Linked DNA regions of Homo sapiens: region 1 is linked to region 2. Evidence: read pairs that join two places in POLR2A ChIA-PET (ENCODE). Cell type or tissue: Panc1. All regions are shown on one strand. Links, peaks and the distances in the headings refer to the core of each region. The heading gives the core; the rest is flanking DNA.

The links. Peaks named below come from ENCODE experiments on the same cell type or tissue, not always from the same donor. Only the 100,000 strongest peaks of a DNase experiment are listed, where the experiment ranks them.
Region 1: POLR2A ChIA-PET joins it to region 2 with 12 read pairs; 2 of 35 experiments call an interaction of 5 or more read pairs at or near these places.

The regions. Positions count from the first base shown.
Region 1 is chr22:29,505,109-29,513,173 of GRCh38, forward strand. It overlaps THOC5 (THO complex subunit 5), which reads right to left. Exons shown (of 20, transcript NM_003678.5): 18 at 6,913-7,028; 19 at 5,998-6,188; 20 at 771-3,412. The coding sequence ends at 3,349. Among named protein-coding and RNA genes, the nearest start is that of NEFH, 29 kb to the left of the region's middle. In Panc1, for the core only: no CTCF peak of the experiment used is centred there; no DNase peak of the experiment used is centred there.
Region 2 is chr22:29,309,159-29,316,800 of GRCh38, forward strand. It overlaps GAS2L1 (growth arrest specific 2 like 1), which reads left to right. Exons shown (of 6, transcript NM_001362985.3): 3 at 1,281-1,388; 4 at 1,480-1,576; 5 at 1,669-1,840; 6 at 2,304-3,629. The coding sequence ends at 3,339. RASL10A (RAS like family 10 member A) reads right to left here and starts at 6,539. Exons shown (of 3, transcript NM_006477.5): 1 at 5,870-6,539; 2 at 4,705-4,829; 3 at 3,775-4,410. The coding sequence starts at 6,088. The coding sequence ends at 4,143. RefSeq lists enhancers at 1,834-1,983, 4,926-5,730, 5,731-6,535. In Panc1, for the core only: CTCF peaks have their summits at 4,186 (motif pointing left) and 4,390; a DNase peak (open chromatin) is centred at 1,979; H3K4me3 peaks cover 474 bases; H3K27ac peaks cover 390 bases.

The DNA.
Region 1 (8,065 bases), core at 1,190-6,189, 200 kb after region 2:
CTCTAGCCTGGGCGACAGAGCAAGGCTCAAAAAATAAAAATAAAAAAATACACTTCCTTGGTGCATCTCAGGTCAATTGAGTCAGAATATTTGGAATGGGACTTGGGTGTCTGTGTTTCTAATCAGGTGCCAGGATGGGTGACTCCCACACAGGCTGAAGTTCGAGGACCTCTGAGCTAGAGAGTACCTGCCTTTGGAATTCAAAGGACTGATGTGGACTGAGGGTAGCGGTGGTGATTTAACAGCCACCAAAGGTACCATTCTCTTCTCCTTGCTAGGCTCAGGTTTCTTTTCTTTTTCTGAATGGGGACTCACTATATTACACAGGCTGGTCTTGAACTCCTGGGCTCAAGCAATCCTCCTGCCTCAGCCTTCTGAATGGCTTGGATTATAGGCATGAGCCACCACGCCCAGCAAGGATCAGGTTTTCATCCGTAAAATGAACGGCCCTGCTAGGGGCAGGAATTTATTACTTAGCTCTTACTCTTAAAATCCTTATCCCTGGGATACTCAGTGGTCGGCAGAGAGACCTGGAGGAATAGCTTTTATACTGGAGGTCTGCATTATCCATGGAAAATCAGTAAAAGTCCACTTAGGGGGAATATGCTTATGATGGGAACCAAGCTTAACAGCATGTTGTGGGGGGATAAAGTTTCATCAGGACAATCACAAAAAATAAAATGTGTTTCCTCTTGGAGTTAGCAAACTATATCTGCAACTATGTAATAATTCTCAAATATTTTTACATTTCTACATCTTTTTTTTTTTTTCCAAGACGGAGTCTTGCTCTGTTGTCCAGATGGTGCAGTGGCACCATCTCGGCTCAGTGCAACCTCCGCCTCGGGGATTCAAGCAATTCTCCTGCCTCAGCCTCCCGAGTGGCTGGGATTACAGGCGCGCACCACCATGCCCAGCTAATTTTTGTATTTTTAGTAGAGACGGGGTTTCACCATGTTGGCCAGGCTGGTCTTGAACTCCTGATCTCAGGTGATCCGCCCACCAGCCTCCCAAAGTACTGATATTAAAGGCGTAAGCCACTGTGCCCAGCCCATCTTATTTTTTAAAATGAAGAATGGAGTACTGATGGTGGGGTCAAGATACACTTTTTGACAAAACTGTCCAAGAATAGTCTATGCCATCCTTTACTTTGACTTGCAGGAGTATTACAAAGGATGTAATTTTATGAACATTTTAAAGGTTGTTACCTATCTTCCCAAGACTTCTCTTAATCAAATAATTATATTTTGAGGCACTTTTGTCATTACCTTAAAGACTCTACTCAGGCCGGGTGTGGTGGCTCATGCCTATAATCCTAGCACTTTGGGAGGCCGAGGTGGGAGGATCATTTGAGCCCAGGAGTTTGAGACCAGCCTGGGAAAAATAGTGGGATCCCGCCTCTACAAAAAATTTAAAAATTAGCCAGAAATGGTGGCACACACCTGTGGTCCCAGCTACTTGGGAGGCTGAGGCAGGAGGATCACTTGAACCCAGGAGAGGTTGAGGCGGCAGTGAGCTGTGTTCGTGCCACTGCACTCCAGCCTGGACAACAGAGCAAGACCCTGTCTCAATAAAAAAAAAATATTCTCCTCAAATGTTACCTGGTCTCACTGTCCTGTATCTCTGTATGTGATTGATTCTCCAACACCACTCTCGCCATCTCCATGAAATCCTGTAAGACTTAGAATTACTCTCTGTGAAGTACAGTTGATCTCTGAACAATAGTTTGGACTCTGTGGGTCTATTATATGCAGATTTCTTTTTTTAAAATTTTTTAGAGATAGGGACTCGCATTGTTTCCCAGGCTGGAGTACAGTACAGGCACGATGAATAGCTCACTGCTACCTTGAACTCCTGGACTCCAGTCATCCGCCCACCTCAGCCTTCTGAGTAACTGGGACTATTGGTGCATACCACCACACCTGGCTGATTTTTAAATTTTTTGTAGATACAGGGTCTCTCACTACGTTGCCCAGGCTGGACCTGAACTCCTGGCCTCAAGGGATCCTCCCGCCTTAGCTTTCCAAAGTACTAGGATTACAGTCATGAGTCCCTGCACAGATTTTGTTCAATAAAAATAACAGTGGTGCCTGCCTCCCCCTCCACCTCCCCCACTTTTTCTGCCTCTGCCATCCCTGAGACACCAAGACCAACCCCTCCTCTTCCTTAGACTATTCAACCCTGAGACAGTATGTGAAGACCTTTATGGTGATCCACTTCTACTTAATAGTAGATATATATTTTCTTCCTTATGGCTTTCTTATTTATTTATTTTTGAGACGGAGTCTCACTCTCGCCCAAGCCGGAGCGCAGGAGCGTGATCTTGGCTTACTGCAACCTCTGCCTCATGGGTTCAAGTAATTCTGCCTCAGCCTCCTGAGTAACTGGGACTACAGGCATGCGCCACCACGCTTGGCTAATTTCCATGTTTTTAGTAGAGACAGGGTTTCACCATGTCGGCCAGGCTGGTCTCAAACTCCTGACCTCAAGTGATCCACCCGCCTTGGCCTCCCAAAGTGCTGGGATTACAGACGTGAGCCACTGCACTCAGGCCCCCTTGTGACTTTCCTTATAACATTTTCTTTTCTCTAGTTTACTGTATTGTAAGAATACAGTGTATAAGATACAAAATATATACTGAAAATATGTACTGACTATGTTAGCAGTAAGTAACTACTAATAGCATACTACTGGTCAACAGCAGGCTATTAGTTAAGTTTTTAGGGAGTCAAAAGTTATACACGGATTTTTCAACTGTGCAGGGCAGGGGGTGTTGGTGCCCCTAACCCCTGAGTTGTTCAAGGATCAACTGAGTTTGTCTTCTGTTTGCACTGCACTGTCAGACATTTATAACATCCAACGATCAGAGACAATTTGTCCATCGGCAACCCTGACAGGACTAATGGGAAGAGCGGGTGGGGAGGGAAGAGTTTTGCTTTTTGTGCTCTGCTGCCTTTGGCTTCTCCTACCACCTCTTAACAGCAGGAACTTGGGATAATAAATACAAGATCATGAGGACCTCACCCCGCAAAGCACAAATAGGGTGTGCGTAGACAAGAGGTGAGCATCTCTCTGCAGAATTGGAATCTTTTTCCACTCTGCTTTTATTGGCTGCTGAGAAAAAGTCTCTCTACAAATGCTTTTTCACACTGTGTCACAGCTCCCACCTGCCCTTCCAGACTGCAAAGCCACCTTGCCAGGAACCACAGACAAAGGCCACTGGTCAGGTGACGCTTTTTAATTGGCTGGTGTCTTTGGAGAATATCAAGAGTCACATGTGGGCCAGAGCAGAAAGCAGAAGCCCAGTGCTCAGGGTGAGGCCTTGGGGGAAACAACGGTCTGCGCGGGAGATCAGCGATGGCTGAAGAATCCCTGAGGATGGTTGTATTTAAATGGCTTCATCCTGCTAGGACCCCTAGAGAAATAGGAGAACGGAGTTGTTAATAACACACCTTCTAGGCTGATAAAATAAATTATGGTTCATTCACACAAGGGAAAAAGAAGAGGCAGAGTTACATGACACAGAATGTTGTTGAGAAAAGCATACGGCAGAACAACATATAAGGTGCGATACTATTTTTGTAAAAATGTCTTTTTGTGCTTGCAAATGAGTGAACACAAACTTGGAAAGGCCCTCACTGACAGTGGCACTTCGGGGACATAGCTTTAGGCACCCTCACTTTTTAGGATTGTTCCTTTTTTTATTTTTTGAGACGGAGTCTCTGTGTCGCCCAGGCTGGAGTGCAGTGGCGTGATCTCGGCTCACTGCAACCCCTGCTTCCCGGGTTCAAAGGATTTTTGTACCTCAGCCTCCCAAGTAGCTGGGATTACAGGCATGCACCACCACGCCCGGGTTTAGGTTGAGGTTTAGTTTAGGTTTTGCCATGTTGGCCAGGCTGGTGGAACTCCTGGCCTCAGGTCTCTTGCTGCCCATGCCAGCACTCTGCATCCTGGCCGGAGAGCCTTGCCTCTCACATCTACCGGCCATAGAGTTAACTGGATCTGAGTCACTGAAGGAGCACCTTCCCAGAATGCTGACAGAGGAGCTCAGCCTGGAGACACAACAAAGCCCTTCAAGAATGGGGTCCTTTGGCCGGGAGGTGGAGGTTGCAGTGAGCCGAGATCATGCTACTACACTCCAGCCTGGGCGACAGAGTGAGACTCTGTCTCAAAAAAAAAAAAAAAAAGAAAAAAGAAAAAGAAATGGGTCCTTTGGGAACCACTGGAGAAGAGGAAATCAATGCTGGCCATGTGAGAATTCCCACCCTGGCAATGTGCTAGAATGGGCTGGGCAGGTGAGAAGAGCAGAGGTCTCACACAAGCCCTCTAGGGAGAGAGCAAGTCCTAGAAGGTGCCAGCATCTGGCCACCAGCTCCACCTCCCAGCAGCCACTCAGAGCTGGAACTGGTTATTATGAGATAACATAATGAACCAGGCCAGTGGAGGTGTCAGATGAGGTGAAAGGATGCTGGGACTGCTTCTAGGGGCTAGAACTGGCTGTCTGAGAACAAGGTGAGGGAGAGGTAAGGCACTGTTTAGACTGACAGGGAACAGAGAACAAGGTGAGGGAGAGGTAAGGCACTGCTTAGACTGACAGGGAACAGAGAACAAGGTAAGGGAGAGGTAAGGCACTGCTTAGACTGACAGGGAACAGAGAACAAGGTGAGGGAGAGGTAAGGCACTGCTTAGACTGACAGGGAACAGAGAACAAGGTGAGGGAGAGGTAAGGCACTGCTTAGACTGACAGGGAACAGAGAACAAGGTGAGGGAGAGGTAAGGCACTGCTTAGACTGACAGGGAACAGAGAACAAGGTGAGGGAGAGATAAGGCACTGTGTAGACTGACAGGGAACAAGGGGGGATGTTCTGATTAGAAACAGATTATCACTCTTCTTCCTTCCCAAACACTGCTCCCCGCCAACCTCATGCAGAAGGGAAGGGATGCCTGAGCAGTGAAATCTGCAGTTTTGAAACTGACTCTTAAAAGAACATGAGTTAGAGGCTGAAAGGGAAATAAAGGACCCAAAATGAAAGAGAAAGGAAAAGTAGCTGGAAGTGCCATGAGCCCAGACACTCTTGAGTACCAAGCTGTCAGGAACTGCTGGCATTTTCCGAGTCCCAGTCCTGTGCCAGGACTTTATATGAATTACTTCTGCTTCATCATGAGCTAGAAGGTATTACTTTCACCATTTCTGTCTTTAGAAAATAGGGGTCAGGCACAATGGCTCATGCCTGTAATCCCAGCACTTTGGGAGGCTGAGACAAGCTGATCACTTGAGCCTAGGAGTTTGAGACCAGCCTGGCTAATATGGTGAAACCCCATCTCTACAAAAAAATTTAAAAATTAGTTGCGTGTGGCGGTGCATGTCTGTGGTCCCAGCTACTAGGGAGGCTGAGGCGGAAGGATCGTTTGAGCTCCAGAGGTCAAGACTGCAAGGCTACAGTGGGCTATGATCATGCTGCTGCACTCCAGTCTGGGCAAGAGAGTAAGACCGTGTCTCAAAGAAAAGGAAACAAACAAACAAAAAGCTGGAGGAGGGCTCAGAGCTAAGCAGAACTGACTCTTCTAAGGTCAGCAGCAAAACAGAGATCTGCACTCCTATCTGTTTTACTTTGAAGCTGGTTCCTTCTGTGCCACCTGACTGCCTAAGCTGTGATTCTCACTGACAGGACAGTACCCTAGAAAGACCACAGCAGACTCCCTGGGGACAGGCGAGGATGCACACAGTTTAAAAAGCTTATTTGGACACTAAAAAGCAAACAAACTCTATTGTTTTCCACAGAAAGTATAGAAAATAAAGTTCAGCCAAATCCTCTTGGCTCAGACCTGGCACTAACACCTTCAGGAGGTGTTAGTGAAAAACAGGTGGACCAGAGTGATAGGCATCGGCTGCAGGGGAAGTTTCAGGAAGGAAGAAGCAAGCTCTCCCCAGAAAATCTGGCTCTGATCTCTGTCCCACATCACCATGAGAAGTCACCAGAGCCCCAACCCTCTCCTCACCTGAAGAGCCGCAGACACATCTTCTCCTGGGGAAATTCCTTGGGCCCCTCCACACTGTCGTCATGGCTCTCGGTCTCCAGGTAAACATCCAGCAGCACACACAGCCGCTGCAGCTGGTTGGTCAACAGCTGGTGGCTGGGCCAAGGGCCACACAGCTCCTTGTAGCACACATTGACTTCGCCCTCCATGGCCTGTGTGATAGGAAAGCCAGCATCTCAGCACTACCTTCCTGCATGTGGGGGACCACACTGGCCAGGCTTCCGTCCCTGGATGGGCCCGAGCGCTGATGCCTCTGCAGGGGCTGGGCCAGGGGCTAGGCCATCAGATCAAGCTAGACTGGCTTGTCCTCAGGCCCCCTCATCAAGACAATGAGGTCTTCCTGATTCTGACCCATAGCTTTCCCTGCCTCATATGCCCACAGCCAGGAAAACAGAGGTGTGCAGGGAAGCAGTCTCAAAATAAGACCTAAGTCAGAAGATGTTGGTTAAAAACGTGTTCCATGGCATGTTTGACTTAGTAGCAGCAATGCTGATTAACAACTGCAATGCTGATTAACAGCTGCAATGCTGATTAACAACTGCAGTGATGTCATTCCTCATGTCATTCCAGTGCTTCTATAATGCTTCAGAGCTTATTCACATTTTTTATAGGAGCCCAAGCCAATAACCTTTCAAGGTAGGTATTTCTCCTTACTCTCTAAGTGGGGAAACCTGTGGACCCCAAGGTAGGCAAGTAGGTCTGGGCTCTTTCCTCTAGTACACCACACAAGCTCCAGCAAATTCTGCAAATCCTGGCACAACCTTCTGTTTTGGGAATTAAGGCAGTGCCCAAGTCCTCAGCTGCAGTGGGTTCTGCCACGGCCACCTCCCCCGGGAGCTCTGCCTGCTCCTCCTGTCATCCCCAGCTGGGTCTTACCCGAATGTTGTCATCGTTGCTGTTGGTTTTCTCCCCTTTCCAGTTCAAACAGAGCTGGAAAACAGGTGGGATGGAGGAGTAGCCAGGGTTCAACACCACAGCGGCCTGCAGTTTGGCTGGGAAGAGAGGAGAGAGGGGAAATGCGCAGTTCTAAGACTCAGCTTGCCAGCCATGGCAGCCTCCCCACTGCACCCCTGAGGCTAGCTCAGATGTCTCCTATTAATCTGAATGCTGCAGAGTATATTCTGGTACCAACTGTTCCAGAATGTCCTAAGTGGAATTGCCAGCTTGCAGAATGTGAGGTCCTATAATTGGTCTCTCCAAGGACTTTGACATATTTACTGTGCCACAAAGCTGCGGACTCCCCAGAGTCTGGTCCACCTTGGCTCTCTCCATGAGTTCTATTTGCTACTTTGATAGAAGTGTAATTGTCATTTCTTTATTTGCCAGCAAGCTAAGGTTTTCTCCATGTGAAAGCTTACTAATTTTTCAACAATACTGTGTATCAACTATCACATCAAATATATTTTCTCTATTTTCTTCATTTGATTTTTACATACTTTGTTACATAAAATTCTGTATACTAGCCAACATGTAGAGAGTCCTTACTGTATCCCAGGCACTGTGCTAAACCCTCTAGACACATTTTATTTCATCCTAACAATAATTCTATGAGTTAGGTACTATTATCCTCATCCTCATTTTACACATAAAGAAACAGGCTCTGACAGAAACTTCCCTACCATCAAATAGTTGGAAGGTAGCAGTGCTGAGTTTAACCAGAACTGGCTGATATCAAAGCTGTGTTCATAATCATTAAACAAAATATTTGTGTTTTTGAACATACTCATTTATTCTCTGGTGAAAGCCTTTGCCTTTTTCAACAGGAAGACATTTATCTTCTCAAGTGGGATAGGTATGCCATTCCTTTTTAGTTATTTTTAGGGGGGAGACTTTCACTCTCTGACCACTAGTTATTCAAATAACAGAGGAGAGGAGAGGTTAACACAATTCTTCCCTAACAGTCAGAACATTAATTAAAAAGTTGTGGCTGGCGCGGTGGCTCACGCCTGTAATCCCAGCACTTTGGGAGGCCGAGGTGGGCGGATCACGAGATCAGGAGATCGAGACCATCCTGGCTAACATGGTGAAA
Region 2 (7,642 bases), core at 1-5,000:
GGTTGAGACGAGGCATGGAAAAACCTGGGCAAGGTGCCTGGCACACAGTAGGTGCCCCAGGGGGCTCTGCAGGTCTCCCCACTCCCCAGGCACCCCTGGGAAGCCTAGCTGGGTTGCTGCTGTTGCTGGGAGCAGGGATCCTGTTTGGAATTACAGGATTCGTTCTACTCTAAGCATAGGCGTTGCTGGGCCCTGCCCCCAAGTCTCTCCTCTCCCAGGATCTGGGTGGCCCCTGCCACCCCTGAGGGCTGGACCAAGAGTTTCCTTCTTATCAGAAGGTCAGGACTACAATGTGCCTGCCTGGGAGGCAGATAGCGGATGGCAGTGGGCAGAGCCTGGGGCCCCACCCCCTGTCCTGGACCAGGGTCACTCAAGGCCCCACCTGCTTATTTCCTCTGGCGGCACCACTGCCGCTGTGGGCGGGGAGGCGGGCAGGGCTGCCCACATAGCCAGCTTGGCAGCGCTCTGGCTCTGGTGGGGGGCTGTATGTGGTGCGTGCTCACCCGGCCAGTGGTCTGTGTGTGCATGTGTCCGATGTGTCTGTGGTACGCCTCCACATCAGTGCCCACCCAGGGGCATGGGGCCCCCTGCACCTGTGTCCTGTAGCCTGCCTGGCCTTCCTGTGGGCCCCAGCCTTCTTGTCTGAGAAGTGGGTGAAGCGGGAGTGAGGACGGGCTCTGGGCCTTCCCCAGGTCTAGGGGCTGTGGGATGTTCGTCACCGGGTCTCAGACCATGGCCTGACCACAGTCCCATCATCTCATCCTGGGCAGCTCCCTGGACCCAGAGAGCCAAGAAAGGGGAGCCGGTGAAAGGTCATGTGTGGGCCGGGCGTGGTGGCTCGCACCTGTAATCCAGCAATTTGGGAGGCCGAGGCGGGTGGAACTCCTGAGCCTGACCAACATGGAGAAACCCCATCTCTACTAAAAATACAAAATTAGCCGGGAGTGGTGGTGCATGCCTGTAATCCCAGCCACTCAGGAGGCTGAGGCAGGAGAATTGCTTGAACCTGGAAGGCGGAGGTTGCGGTGAGACGAGATCGTGCTATTGCACTCCAGCCTGGGCAACAAGAGCAAAACTCCAACTCAAAAAAAAAAAAAAATAAAAAAAAATAAAAAAAATAAAAGAAAGGTCACGTGTGGAAGCTGTACCCCATCCGGGGCAACACTGCCTCCATCCACTTACCCGGAAAGCCTGACTTCCTCCTGACCCTGGAATGGCTGACATTAAGCCCCAGGAGGAGGACTTGACCTCTGACCCCTACCCTCTCTCTCTGGCCTCAGGTGAGGGAGATTCTGGGCCGCTGCACCTGCCCTGACCAGTTTCCCATGATCAAGGTCTCAGAGGGGAAGTACCGTGTGGGGGACTCGAGCCTGCTCATCTTTGTGCGGGTAAGGGCCTGGGGCCGCCCCAGCGGGCAGCAGCCAAGGTGGTGGGCTGCGGGGCGCCCGGGGCACAGCCGTGACCTGCCCACACCTGCAGGTGCTGAGGAGCCACGTGATGGTGCGAGTGGGTGGTGGCTGGGACACGCTGGAGCATTACCTGGACAAGCACGACCCGTGCCGCTGCTCCTCCACTGGTCAGTGCCAGGGTGGGGCTGGGGCTGGACGGGCAGGGGACTTGCTTCTGTGGCTCTGTCCCTCACATGCTGCCTGTCCTCTCTCCCCGCAGCTCATCGCCCACCCCAGCCGAGGGTCTGCACCTTTTCTCCACAGAGGGTGTCGCCCACCACCAGTCCCCGCCCTGCTAGCCCAGTCCCTGGGAGTGAGCGCCGGGGCTCCCGGCCTGAGATGACTCCCGTTAGCTTACGAAGCACAAAGGAGGGGCCCGAGACCCCACCCAGGTGAGATGCAGGAGGACGAGGAGTGAGGGGTCCAGAGGGTGGGGGGGCGTCAGCCCTGGCCTGCATGATGGGTTGCCTGTGCGCCAGAGTGACTCACACCCTGGGAAAAGTTCCCGTGGGTGGGGGCGGGCCTGGCTTCCCATCTCCATGGCAACCCAACCAAACCAACAACACAGCTGGGGCGGGCCCTGTGGCTGGGCGGCAGCCAGTCCAGCTCTTGCTTCCTCTGGCCCGTCCTGGGAAGGGGGGTGTCTAGAGCCCAGGAAACTTCTTCTTCCGTGGCTTTTGGGGCCCTGGGCCGCTGGAGGAAGCTGCTCACTTCTCCCTGGAAGTCCCCAGGACAGACCGATGCCCCTGACAGCCCCGTCCACCAGCCACATACCCTGCTGTTCCTCTCCCTGCCTGTTCTGCATGCCAGTCCTTCCGTGGTACCCCATCTGTCTCTATTGTCCCCCTGCCCCAGGCCCCGGGATCAGCTGCCCCCCCATCCCCGCTCCCGCCGCTACTCCGGGGACAGTGACTCCTCAGCCTCCTCCGCCCAGAGCGGCCCCCTTGGTACCCGCAGTGATGACACAGGCACTGGCCCCCGGAGGGAGCGACCCAGCCGGCGGCTGACCACAGGCACCCCGGCCTCTCCGAGACGGCCTCCTGCCCTGCGCAGCCAGTCCCGAGACCGGCTGGATCGCGGCCGGCCCCGGGGGGCCCCAGGAGGCAGGGGAGCCCAGCTGTCGGTCCCCAGCCCTGCCCGGCGGGCCCGGAGCCAGAGCCGCGAGGAGCAGGCTGTGCTGCTTGTGCGCAGGGATCGAGACGGGCAGCACTCATGGGTGCCAAGGGGCAGGGGCAGTGGGGGCTCGGGCAGGAGCACCCCCCAGACTCCCCGTGCCCGCAGCCCTGCAGCACCCCGGCTTTCCCGGGTCTCCAGCCCCAGTCCAGAGTTGGGCACCACACCGGCCAGCATCTTCCGCACACCCCTGCAGCTCGACCCGCAGCAGGAGCAGCAGCTGTTCCGGCGCCTGGAAGAGGAGTTCCTGGCCAATGCCCGGGCCCTTGAGGCTGTTGCTAGCGTGACCCCCACTGGACCAGCCCCTGACCCAGCTCGGGCCCCCGACCCTCCAGCTCCTGACTCTGCCTATTGTTCCTCCAGTTCCTCCTCTTCGTCCCTCAGCGTCCTGGGTGGCAAATGTGGCCAACCTGGGGACTCTGGCCGGACGGCCAATGGGCTGCCTGGGCCCCGAAGCCAAGCCCTTTCCAGCTCCTCCGATGAAGGCAGCCCCTGCCCTGGCATGGGGGGGCCACTAGATGCACCTGGGAGCCCCCTGGCTTGCACTGAACCCTCGAGGACCTGGGCACGGGGTCGGATGGACACACAGCCAGACCGTAAACCCTCACGTATCCCCACGCCTCGGGGCCCCCGCCGCCCCTCCGGACCCGCAGAGCTGGGGACATGGCATGCCCTGCACTCAGTCACCCCGAGGGCTGAGCCAGATTCCTGGATGTGATGGACCAGCTCAGCTGTCCCCAGACCCCATCCCTTCTCCTTTTCCTTTGTGGCCTTAACCCTTCTGCATCAGGGAGCCCCCTCTGCCTCTTGAGTACCAGACCTCATGGGACCAGACCCCTTGGGACCACATGGCACAATGGGACCTCTGTTGTACATTCCGGTTGGGGGATGAGCGTTGCTATTTAATTACTAATATTATTGAATGCCTTAGAGGAGGCCGGGCGAGCCCGGTGTTCTGAAGACCTGTGGCCCAGCAGAGCCTCTGACAGTAAAGTTTTGCTCCAGCCACCTGTCTGTTTCTTGGGGACTCCACCTTGGGGCCATTCAGACCCTTTCGAGGACCCTGGAGTTAACTGCCTGGAGGCCAAGCCTGGCAACTCTGACCTCTAGGCTTAAGGCGTTATCCCGCCCAGCCCAGAAATCCCAGGCGCACTCAAATTATTTTCCCTTTTATTATCCCGTGGTAGGTGTGGCATAAAGAATATGTCCAGTGAAGCTCCAGGAGCAGGCTGCGTGTTTCCAGTCAAGTTCATAGCCAAGTCCTTTCCATCCAATGGGATTGTGACCCATTGAGGTCCCAGAAAGGACTGGTCATCTCCAATGGAGCTTGGGACCTGGTTGGGTCCAATGAGGTTCAAAAGGGGGCCAGTCGCTTAGGAGACTGGGTTGGAGCTTTCCTCATCCAATCAGGGCGGAGACTTCCCTGTCCAGTCCCAGTGAAGTTGGGCGATCCCGTCCAATCCAGGTCCCTGATTGTCCCAGTCACAAGGTGGGGCCCATGGATGGCACTGTCCGATCGGGTCACATGAGGCTGCAGCGCGCGGGATGCAGCGCCCCCTGCAGGCGCAGGGCCGGGTGTGCAGGGCGCGCGCGCACCAGAGCGCAGCGCAGCAGCTCGCGGAAGAGACGCAGCACGTGCCAGTTGTACTTGGCGGAGCACTCGAGGTAGCCGCAGCGCCAGCCCCTGCGCACTAGGGCGGCCAGCGCGCGCCGCGGTCCGAAGCGCAGCCGCTGCCTGTCCCGCTTGTTGCCTACCACGAGGATGGGCGCTTCGGGCGCGCCCGCCGGCCTGGGGGCCGAATGGAGATGAGAGACGCGGGGACCCCACGGCCGGAGAATTCCCCCAGTGGGTATACACACGCAGGCGCATTCCCTTCCTACGGCCAGAGACACCGCCCCCCCCGCCGCCCCAACGAAACCCCAGGCCCATGTGGGCCAAAGAGCACATACAGCTTAAGACCTTCCCACGGGCGAAGGCCTAAGACCCGGCCCACGACGTTGGGAGACCCTACACACTCTCCTCAGGCAAAGGCCCTGCCAGACCTGTCCTAGCTCCCCACCGCCAGAACTGCCGGGCCCCTACCTGGTCTCCGCGATGCGCTGCCGCAGGGCCTTCACGTAGTCGAAACTGTCCGGGCTGCAGATGTCGTAGACGAGCACGAAGGCGTCCGTGTCCTGCAAGCTCCAGTCCTTAGCGTCTGGCCACTCCTGGGGACAGGAGGCCAGGGTTTGCGGAAGCCTCCTTTCCACTCTTCCGCTCTCGAACCCTCTGCAGGGGCCTGGACGCTAATCCTCAGGCCAACATCACCCCCATACAGACCTCTGTGCCCCTCCCCCAAGCTTTCCGGGCCGTCTCCTCATGACCACCAGGGTAAAATTTTCCAAATCGTGCCTGGAGCCTGTCAGCCAGCCTCCTTCATCCTTGGTCTCCCCTCTGTTTACCCCGAATCTTCCTCTTTTCAGCTTTCCCCAACTCGGCTCAGGCCGCTCTCCTCCCTAGATGCTCTCGGTGCTTACCACGGCCTCTAAGACTAATTCCAAAGCCCTTGGCCCGAGTCCCGTGGTCCACCACGCCCCCAGATTGTCAGCTGTAACCGTTTATGACCGTAGCGTAAGCACCTGCTGGTCTTTCCACCTGGTATGTTTTTGCCACTTCCTTTACTCAGAACTTCACTCGGTCTTCCAGGTTCAGCTCAAATGCCACTCCCTCCAGGAAGCCCTGCTTAATCCTGCCTGCTCTTTCCTCTTCACTGCTCTAGGGTCGGAGGTCTGTCCTTTACTTTGCACAAATTACTAAACGAGTCTTCGCTCCAGGGGACAAAAATGATAGGGCAGAGAATGAACCCCTCCACCAGCCCCCGTAGAAAGTACACCCCTGCTCCTGACCCCAGTCTCTCCCATTGTAGCTCTGCTCAAGGCCCCAAACACAAAACGCCACACTCTCGGGAAGGCACCGTTATGCACCACCAAGAGCTGCTCCACACCCCCAGCCGAGGCAGGCAAAGGTGGAGGCGCTCACAGGAGCAAGGGAACGCCCCTGGGCAAAATCGCCCGGCCTCCAGCCTGGGCTTGGGCGTCTCCAGGTCGGCGGGAAGGGCTGAAACGCAAGTATCCCAGGACGCACACACATCCCTCCATCCCGGAGCACAGCCAGGCGCCCGAGGCCTCCACGCGGACACGCACGTGTGCACCGAGCACGCACACCCCTCACACTGTCACACGCCCCTGCCCGCTCCTCGAGCCGCTACCTCCGGACCCCCGGGGCTCGAGCCGGGGCCAGCGACGTCGCCGTCGCGGATGCTCAAGTCGTAGACGGCGCCGTCGAGCAGCACCGCGGGTCGGTAGAGGCGCGGCCCGTCCGTGGGCCGGTGGCGCTCGGGGTAGTCACCGAACAGGAACTGGCGGATGATGGCCGTCTTGCCCACGCCCGGGGCGCCTAGAACGGCCACCCGCAGGCTACCCCCCATGGCCGGCCGGCGCTGTCGCTCCCCGCGCTGGAAAGCCTCATGGGCCGGCGCCGCACCGTGCGCCCCCAGGCCGTGCGCCCCGCGCGCCCTGCCCGGTGCGCCACGGCCCCGTCGCGCTTCTCGTCGCCCCTCGGAGCACCGAGACCGGAGAGGGCAGGCCCGAGGCAGGAGCTGGCGGCGGGAGGGCAGACAGACAGCCGAGTGGGCAGACAGGTGGCGGGCGCGCGAGCGGCTCGGGCGGGTGCCGAAGCTCGAGAGAGAGCAGAGCCGGAGCGGCGCTCAGACACCGCCTCCGCCCCGCAGCGCCAACCCAGGCGCCGGCGGACGCGCGAGGCGCCGAAGTCCGCCCCTCTCGCGGCGCGGGTCCCGCAGCGGTGCGGGGCGCGGGGGGCAGCGCTGCCTCCCGGAGCCTCTGTGCCTCTATCCTTCTCTCGCTTCCGCGCCTGGAGTCGCCGCCCCAGCCGCCGGCGCGAGCGAGCGGGGCCTCCCGGAGGCGGCGATGAGGTAACCGCCCGCCCCTCCCACCTTCCCCCACCGCCCAGGACGCCCCTCCCAGGAAGGGTCGCAGGAAGGTGACTGGGGGACAGAGATCCCGGAGAGGGCCTACCCCTTCCTTACCTCCTCCGCGTGTCCCGCTCCTCTCACCCGCTCCAAAATAGAAGCCCCTTCCCACCCACTGCCGCGGCCGCTCTTCCAAACACTGCTCGCCCCCACGCTGGCTCCCGACAAGCCCCGGCCCCCGGAGTCAGGCCGCCCGGGGTCCGAATTGGGGGGGGCGGCTGTGTGACCTTGGGCGAATCGCCGCACTGCGCTGGGTCTGCGCTCCGCATCCATCACAGGCAGACTCCTCAAGAGGCTCCAACCTTTTCTTGAGAGCCTACTATGTGCCAGGCCCATTACCTACGTGATTCTCGAACCTACAGCCTCAGCCTGGCATCGCTGGTTGAGAGAAGAGGAAACAGGCCCGAGAGGGGAATCTGCAAGGTTAGAAGGGCAGTGGGGGGGCCCTTGAAGTCTCCTTTGAAGTCCCTCCTACCTTCCTCCTGCCCACGGGGGTAAATGGCCCACACTAGACAATATTCAAACAGCCGTCCTCGAGGGGAAGTGGGGACAGAGGGTGCCGAGACCACAGCAGCTTAGCCCCAGATCCCTGTCCCAGCAAGGCTGGAGGTGACTAAATAAAGATCCAGAAATTGGCCCACTCCACCTCCATCACTACTAAGGTCACCTTTCCTGCGTGAGTTGCAACCCGTAGCGCCCCTCAAAGGGATGCAACCTCCAAAACAGGCGCCCAGAGCCCAAGTTCCCCCTCCCTCGAGCTAGTGGAGAAGCTCCTGCCCCATCACAGCTTGGAAAGCCTGGGTTAGCCCAGCCCCCCCATCCTCCGCCTCTGCTCTCCTCCCCGCTGTGTGGGGGCTCCCACGTCTCTGACCTGCACATGGCAATGCTCAAGAAATGGCGGCAATGCTCAAGAAATGGCCGCAATGCACAGATCTCTGCACTGACTAAGGAGTTCATTTATTTATCCCCTCAACAAATATTCCAAATCTTATT